Regions from separate parts of the Homo sapiens genome. Here all the other regions are linked to region 3. A link is a contact called in ENCODE Hi-C or POLR2A ChIA-PET data. All regions are on one chromosome and are shown on one strand. The core of a region is the stretch at or near the end of the contact, and the rest is flanking DNA. Distances in the headings are between cores, read along the strand shown. Region 1 overlaps PPM1H (protein phosphatase, Mg2+/Mn2+ dependent 1H). Region 2 overlaps PPM1H (protein phosphatase, Mg2+/Mn2+ dependent 1H). Region 3 overlaps MON2 (MON2 regulator of endosome-to-Golgi trafficking).

What was found. A loop is a pair of places that touch in the nucleus more often than their neighbours do. ChIA-PET counts read pairs that join two places held with the same protein, here RNA polymerase II (POLR2A). Pooled maps may share reads with other maps.
Region 1: a map of CD4-positive, alpha-beta T cell shows a loop between it and region 3 (2.0-fold over the local background). The contact joins two enhancer-like sites. A Hi-C loop is called at or near these places in 1 of 168 maps with a recorded cell type or tissue (CD4-positive, alpha-beta T cell) and 1 of 50 pooled maps. POLR2A ChIA-PET finds 5 or more read pairs at or near these places in 3 of 52 experiments (H1, HEK293 and WTC11).
Region 2: a pooled map shows a loop between it and region 3 (2.7-fold over the local background). The contact joins two enhancer-like sites. A Hi-C loop is called at or near these places in 3 of 50 pooled maps. POLR2A ChIA-PET finds 5 or more read pairs at or near these places in 3 of 52 experiments (B cell, H1 and HEK293).

What each region holds. Positions count from the first base shown.
Region 1 is chr12:62,713,899-62,716,598 of GRCh38, reverse strand. All of the region lies in intron 6 of PPM1H (protein phosphatase, Mg2+/Mn2+ dependent 1H), which reads left to right. Among named protein-coding and RNA genes, the nearest start is that of MIRLET7I, 110 kb to the right of the region's middle. Within about 2 kb of position 1,403, at least 8 of the 41 ENCODE cell types and tissues checked have a DNase peak (open chromatin) inside an H3K27ac peak, as active enhancers do.
Region 2 is chr12:62,730,010-62,732,709 of GRCh38, reverse strand. The region is part of intron 5 of PPM1H (protein phosphatase, Mg2+/Mn2+ dependent 1H); the gene reads left to right. Among named protein-coding and RNA genes, the nearest start is that of MIRLET7I, 130 kb to the right of the region's middle. Within about 2 kb of position 1,434, at least 10 of the 41 ENCODE cell types and tissues checked have a DNase peak (open chromatin) inside an H3K27ac peak, as active enhancers do.
Region 3 is chr12:62,580,016-62,582,715 of GRCh38, reverse strand. MON2 (MON2 regulator of endosome-to-Golgi trafficking) reads right to left here. Exons shown (of 35, transcript NM_015026.3): 32 at 2,296-2,419. Among named protein-coding and RNA genes, the nearest start is that of MIRLET7IHG, 21 kb to the left of the region's middle. Within about 2 kb of position 1,260, at least 2 of the 41 ENCODE cell types and tissues checked have a DNase peak (open chromatin) inside an H3K27ac peak, as active enhancers do.

The sequences.
Region 1 (2,700 bases), core at 154-2,653, 130 kb before region 3:
GCCATGGTTATGCCACTGCACTCTAGCCTGGAACCCATTCTTCTGAAACCTTCTAACAAGTAAAAAGTCCACCTACTGCAAAGCTGTTTAATCCTTGTAGTAAATGCCTAGTTGTGGAATTTTTTTTCTTCCTCATCTTCCACTAATCATCATGGTAATGGGGCTGACAATTATTGGAAGAGCTAAGGGCCAGACACTATGATGAGAGCTTTACCTAATTCCTCATACCTAACGCTTAAAACAGTCCTGTGAACTAGGTACATTTTACAGATGAGGAAACTGAGGCACAGAGCTAAGTTGCTCAAGGTTACATAACTCGTAAGAGGAGAAAGTGGGATATGAATCCAGGCAGCGTAACTTCAGAGTGTGTGGTGCTTACTAAGGTGCTAAACTGCCAAATGTGGAATGACCCCCCCTTACTCCCATTTTGCAGGTGAGCAAATTGAGGCCTAGAGGTATTAGGTGGTTTGCTCAGCTTCTGACACAGCTTGCACACAGCTGATGCAAATGTGTCAGAATAAGGACTAGAATCCAGGTTTCTGACTTTTTGTTGGGGTTCTTTCTAATACAGTGTGCCAGTCAGCTTTTCTTTAGGATAATTAGACATGATCATTCAGTTTCGAGCTTCGGTGTACATTTAAGCAGGGGCCCTCTGTCCACCAGGACTGGTGTCTTGACGATCCTATAGGGTCAAGAGGATGGAATGAAGCATTTTAGGACTGCTGAGGCCGTCCCTTTTCTAGTCCCCAGTCTGACCCTGTAGACCATTGCTCAAATTAAACTGATGCTTCACACTTCTCACTAAGAGCTTGTGTCATTTGGGGGTGGGGGTTCTGGGGAAGATCCCAAAAGGACCAGTTCTTAGAAAAATTGCCTGCTCTCATTAGAGGAGCACCACGCCGGCACTCAGTGGTGTGTCTGCTGCAGGAGGAAGTGTGGGAGAGGATGTCAGCTCTGGGAAGGCTTGTCTCATAATTAAGGATGAGTCTGTTGCCTCTTAATGGGGATCCTTTTTTTTCCCACCCTCATGCTTTCACGGAGACTGTGGAGCAGCTTGGCAGGCTCAAATTGTTTTGAGGACAAAAGGTTATTGTCACCAGGACCTTCATAATGCAGTTGGCCTCTTCCCTGGCTCCCCCACCTCCCCTTCCCCCTCTCCTCAGATAGTTTGCACAGTGGCTAGATTTACAAAGCCATTCTCTTCGCAGTGCCCCCAGTGCTGAGTTCATTCCTGATGGAGTCTTCCCTTGCTCTCCCTATCACCCCCTTGGCTCTCACCTCCTGCGCATGGTGTCATTGGTCCCGGTGCCAGAATCCCCAAGCTGGGGCCCATCCTCCCCATCCCTTTGTGTTGAGCTGCTGTTGCAGGATGCACACTGTAGCTGGCATTGTGTTGCCTTGAGAGCAGTGTATCCCGACCCGCAGCCCTCTGAGATGTCTCAGGCCATAATTTACTGGCAAGTGTCTATGTTACCGAGTTGAAACAGCAGTTTCTCACAGCTCGCTTTGTGGCACCAAGTCTCTGCTCCTGTGACCACTGGCTATTCCGCTTTCTCAAGTAGGATCAGCGTACTTCGTGCCATGTCCAGCCACCTGGGGTGGCAAGCAAGCCAGGGACCCAGAGGGACATGTGTGTGGGAGGGGGCTGAAACTTCACCCCTGGCGCCAGGCCAGATTCTCCAGCAGCTGTTCCTGGGCTGATGGGATTTGTAGAGAGAGCAAGGGCCAAAGAAGAAAAGTCCATCTTGTGAATGCTAGATTGCTTCCAGATGGTTCTGGTCATGAGCAAAGTATACCAGAATTCTTCCTTTAAGCAAAGCCTTTCTAACGTTATGATGGTCTCATTTCAGGGGCAGGCTGGACTGGTAACTTGAGATCACATGCTTGACTTGGTAAAGAGAGTCCTGTTTTGGCGATAGGCACCTTGTGTACTTTGCTCTGCCAAGCTTCTGGGGCCTTGGGCAGATCCTGGCCTAGGTCTCTCGTAAATACTTCCTCTGACCATTGCTGCGAACCTCTAAGTGTGGTGGCGGCAGGGGGTAGGCTTTGCTCTGCTTTTAGAGCTGCTGGAAAAGACAGATCCCATTAGAAAGATTCCAGAGATGGCAGTGTTTTATTTTGTCCCTTAGAGCCCCTAACTTTTTATAATTCTAACTTGATGATACATCACGATAATTTTCCCTCCTCTGTTTCCCTTAAAACTATGAGCAAATAGGGGATTTTCCACTGGGAGCAGAGTGGAGTTAGCCCATTTTCTCCTTTCAGCACTTTCTACTTTTATTGAGGCAAAGAGAAATTTCCATTCTCTGTGCTCTCGAGCACAGTAGCCACTAGCCACATGTGGCCATTTAAATTAGCTAAATTACATAAAATTAAAAATTTATTTCCCGAGTTGCCCTAGCCACATCTCAGTTGCTCAGTAGCCACATGTGGCTAGTGGCTGCTGAATTGGACCATGCAGATATAGAACGTCTCCATCATCACAGAAAGTTCTACGGCATGGTGCTGTGGTCTACATAGTAGAAGAGCGTGGGTATAGTTGGGAATGGTGTGGTGCAAGGAGCTCTCTGTAACTCAGCATCCCAACAGCAAAGAGTTTTTTGTTTTGGTTTGTTTTTTTTGTTTTTTTTAAAGACAGGGTCTCACTCTGTCACTCAGGCTGGAAGGCGGTCACATGACCATGGCTCACTGCAGCCTCAA
Region 2 (2,700 bases), core at 185-2,684, 150 kb before region 3:
GTCCCAGCTACTCGGGAGGCTGAGGCAGGAGAATGGCGTGAACCCGGGAGGCAGAACTTGCAGTGAGCTGAGATCGCACCACTGCACTCCAGCCTGGGTGACAGAGAGAGACTCTGTCTCAAAAAAAAAAAAAACCGAAAACAAAAAAAAACTTCTGGGTCCCTAGCCACTTGCATTGAGCAGATGTCTGCAGTCCCAGGTCTGTTTGACTTGTAGAAATGGTAAATGCTTTTCTTGCTAGTGAAGAAGGTGGTCAGAGTCCTTTCTACATGAACCATTTTGATCCACATCAAAGAGGAATGTTCAGTGTTCTTGGTATGCACAGTCTGGACATTCGGGGATTATGGAACTGGAAGCAGATTACAAGATGATGGATGTGGCAGGCACATTAATTTTGTTTGGTCTTGCATTCTGACCTCAGAGGGCCCTTCATGTGGCTCTCTGGGTAATGTGAACTTTGTTTCATAGATTCTCAGGCAGGGTGATTAATTGAGCAGGCTTGAGGGTTTGACATGTTCACACGGAATGTGGCAGGTGTGTGATGAGGAGTTCAAGGGACGGGCACTCCTGCCTCAGCACCAGGGAGAGCTGATGATCTGCAGTCGTGACTAACCCTTGCTCTTCTGTTGCTGGGTTTTGTTTCTAAGGTCTCCATGGTGATTGAAATAAAATATTTAAGGGGCTTCACCAAGCTGGACAGAATGTTTTGGTGGAGTCAAGGCTCAGATAGGAGGGAAGGGTGTCTGGTTGATGGACATTTCACAACAGATTTTACTGTTCTGATACTGTGGCCTCAAGGAAATCACCCCTACCTTTGCTTCAGGTCACAGCCAGAAATGGATCTCCCTCAGGAGACATCCATAGCCCTGAGGTATGAGAGTGATGGTTTTCCCTCCATTCTGCCGGTACATATTTATAAACTCTGACTTGATTACATTAAGTCGTGCCGGTGTCATCATATCTTCAAATAACATACTTCTGTCCTTGCAGAATAATCCAAGTTTGCAGCTGTTTTTCATCAAGGGCAATGTATAGAAGAGATGAACGTGGGTTTCAAGTACATATTTGATGAACACAAGTGCAACATTATCTGAGGTGATTTCTTGCAATGTCCTTGGAACTACCCCCAGCTCTCAACGCCGAGCCGGGTTCTGTTTGTCTGCTGTTTCCCTGGTGCTGCTTGGCTCTCTGGGATTTTTCCTGCTCAAGAGTTGTCTGCAGAAAAGTATTCCTTAAGCCTGAACCTGCTTTGAAGACAGGAGGCTATAAGTGGGGAGGTTCAAGCGTGCTGGTGGGTCAAAATGACAGGTGCACCACCTTGGCATCCCACCTAACCTTGAGAGCAGGTGGCTAAAGCCAGCAAGCCTGGCTTTATTCAGAAAGAGACAGTTTCAATATCTCCGTGTTTTGCTCCCTGGGAGAATGTCTGAGTCATAAAAAAATCCACTCCAGTCCCACCTACTTCCTCATTTAACCTCCTTTCATAAAATGGCATATGAGGTTCAAATTTTCTAATTATAAAATGGCAGACTAGAAGCTATTGTGGCATTTTTTTCTGTTTACAATAGGTCCCCTGGATCACGTAGAAATTTAAATGTGAACTTCTCTTAAAATCTTCATAAACCAGGCAGAATTTTATTCGTATTCAGTTCTGTAATAGCTTATATATACAAGCTCGGTTCTTGTTACTTTGAGATTTTTGACAACAAATTAAGAACAGAGTTCTTTATGAAAGAATCCAACCTATACATATTTGGGTCTCAGCCATTTCACATTTTTTCTAACCCAAACCAAAATATTCTATTCCTGCACTGTAAATCAGGCAGCCAGCCTTGGCTCTGGAAAAGCTGTCTCATTTGACTGTTAGCGTGACTGTTAGTGATCACCAGTGGTTTGGCTGACATTATTAATTTCATTTCATTCTTGACCTTAGACTTTCTATCTTGATAAATCATCTTGAATTGCAAGGCTTCCAATCCTCTTCTCATATAATCTGAGGAGATTTTCCCCTTCTAAGGGCAAGAAAAAGGAGAGATTACTCAATTAAAAAAAAAAAGTTTTGTATTGTACACGGAAAATTCGTATTTTGATTACTTTCTCTCAAATGCTGTGAGGTCTGAACATTTAAAAAATTAATTAATGTATAAGTTTTAGGTAGAGGATTCTAGTTTTAGTCAGAGAACTTTACAAAAGATTTTCTGTCGTGGAATCTGCCATCTCATTTATCTTATTTAACACATGAGTATTCTTATTTTCCACATTCTGCTGATGAGGGTGGAAATTGGAACAACTCCTTTGAAAAAGAGTTTGGCAGTCTCCCTGAAGTTGAAAGTGCTGTGGTCCAGCAGTGTTACTCCTAAGTGTGTACCTAACAGAAATGCGTATGAATGTTTACCCAAAGACCAGAGCGTGCATAGCAGCACTGTTTGTAACAGCTTAAACGGGAAACTTCCATGTGCCTCCATGTGAAGAGACCACCAAACAGGCTTTGTGTGAGCAATAAAGCTGTTTATTTCACCTGGATGCAGGTGGGCTGAGTCCGAAAAGAGAGTCAGCAAAGGGAGATAGGGGTGGGGCCGTTTTATAGGATTCGGGTAGGTAAAGGAAAATTACAGTCAAAGGGGGGTTGTTCTCTGGCGGGCAGAGTGGGGGTCACAGGGTGCTCAGTAGGGGAGCTTTTGAGCCAGGATGAGCCAGGAG
Region 3 (2,700 bases), core at 11-2,510:
ACTACAAACTTTATTTTTCAACATAAGCTCAATCAAGTTCAAGACACTTTTGTAAGCGATGATACCAGCCATTTAGTTTATCTGTAAAAAACTGAGGTCCTGGGAATTTAACCATGTCAATGCTGTCTTTTTTACATTATTGACTGAAGAAAAAGGCTGTCCTTCAATGGTATTTTAAGATCCGAAACAAAAAGAAAACAAAAAGAGCCAAATTACAACTGTAAAGTGGATGCCTAATGATTTCCCACTGAAACTCTTACAAAATTGCCCTTGTCTGATGAGAGGAATGAGCAGGAGCATTGTTGTGGTGGTGAAGGACTCTCACGTGAAGCTTCCCAGGTGTTGGAAAACTCCAAGTTAGTGCTGAGAAGACATGTGTCATATGGCAAAGTCACTGAAAGAATGTCCATGCACCTTTCTTGTCTTGGTAAATTTAATACTATACATAGCAAGATATATTATCAGAAAACTGCCAGTAAAAGTATACTTGGTAACTCAATAGCCCTTATTTAACTTTGGACATTTATACCTAATTGTGAATATTGTTCTTAATGTGTATTTTATTAAAAGTTAAATATTTTCACATACTCTTAATAATAAAAAGTTGGCTACATTAAGATAAGCGGGGTTTAAAATTTTCCCCGAGATTCTCATGTTTGCTAAACCCACACTTTACCAGGCCAGTTTTAAAAACTGTTTGGGCTAGAAAAAAGAACTAGTATGTGAAGTGAGCAGTATGAGAGACATCTAGTGGTCAAACTGTACACATAAATGCTCTTTAAAATGCTCAGCACAAAATAGGAGAAGCTAGTTAAGGCTCTAGTAAATTCTGAGGATTAAGGATCTGCATGGCACAAATTTACAGTTTCTTTTTTCTTTTTTGTTTTTGAGACAGTCTCGCTCTGTCGCCCAGGCTGGAGTGCAGTAGTGTGATCCTGGCTCACTGCAACCTCCGCTTCCCGAATCAAGCAATTTTCCTGCCTCAGCCTCCTGTGTAGCTGGGATAACAGACAAATGCCATCACACCTGGCTAATTATTTTTAGTGGAGACAGGGTTTCACCGTGTTGGCCAGGCTGGTCTTGAACTCCTGACCTTAAGTGATCTGCCCGTCTCGGCCTCCCAAAATGTAGTTTTTAAATCATATATACATATATATGAGACAAGAGTCTTGCTCTGTTGCCCAGAGTGCACTCTAAAATGCAGTGGTACAATCATAACTCCGTCACCTCGGCCTCCTGGGCTCAAGCCATCCCACTTCAGCCACCCGAGTATCTAGGACTACAGGCATGTGTCACCATGCCCAGCTAATTTTAAAATCTTTTGTAGAGACAGAGGCAGTCTCACTGTGCTGCCCAGGCTGGTCTCAAACTACTGGCCTCAAGCGATCCTCCCACCTTGGGATCCCACCTAGCGATCCCAGAACACTAGGATTATGGGCATGAATCACTGCACCTGGCTGATGCCACAGTTTAAGACTTGAGCTCAGGTTTACAAAAAGAGAATTAATAACAAACAGTAATTTATATATCAGTTCCCAATTAAGGCAGCATGATATAATGAAAAGAAGCATGTAGTTCTTTTTAAGCATGAATTTGGCCTCTAGCCCTAAGATTGTGAGCAATTTTTTCAACCTTTCTAAATCAATTTTCTTTCCTGTAATATGGTCTTACCTATCCTCACAGAAATGTTGTGAGAAATAATATAACATTCTAGCATAGTATCTTGTACATAGTTGGCACTGAGTAAATGTTAATTCCCTTAAAAAATGTTGAGGCATCTTATTTTTTTAAATGAACTCTGTAATTTATAGTCCTGAGAAGATGGTATTAATATCTCCATTTTAAAGATTACAAAACTGAGACTCAAAAGTTAATTGACTGCTAAGTGGCAGAATATACATTCATATTTTTATATTCCTTTCCAATCTATGACTTCACAAAACTGGTAACTTCTGTCAGCCTGCAGTGACATCCATGGATTCCATAAAGTGCTTTGCAATTTAATTCTTCACAGTTTGCAGTTATGATATTTAAAAAATTTAGTTCAGTGTTTCTGATATATGATCAGAAACACAGTATTTCACAGAATAGAAACATGGAATAAAAACATTCTATTCCACAGAATAGTCATGTCATAACATTTCTCCTCATAAAGCTTAGTTCTATATTACAATCCTAAAAATCACCTTACCATTCTCCAGTTTACATTACCAAAATCATAGGATTAAACATTTCTACTGACAGTTTCTTCAAAAGTACTTCAATACTTTTTAATACTTAAAAAAATTAACATACCTGTAAATGAAGATGACTGAGAATGTATTGAGCCCTTGTTAAGCATTGTCATTATTTGACCAACAAATTCCTTAGGAATAAAATTGGCATAAGGTAGTATCTCATTGCTGATAAGTTGAACTACCTAAAACAAAAGAGGCAAATGCAAATGTATTGTTTTCTTTGAAAGAGACTAAAATAATTTCTAGAGTAAAATTTAAATTTTACTTTAAATGAAAATCAGTTAAAGAACTCTCCTTTAAAGAAGTACACAAACATTTTAATGTTAACATACAGAATGACTACTAATCTGTTTCTCTCATCTGTCCTAGTAACTTTAATACAAAATAGTCAGTACCATAACTGTTTACTATGCCAACCATTTGGACAAATGTTGATCTTCAGCATGATAACTGCAAATAGGGC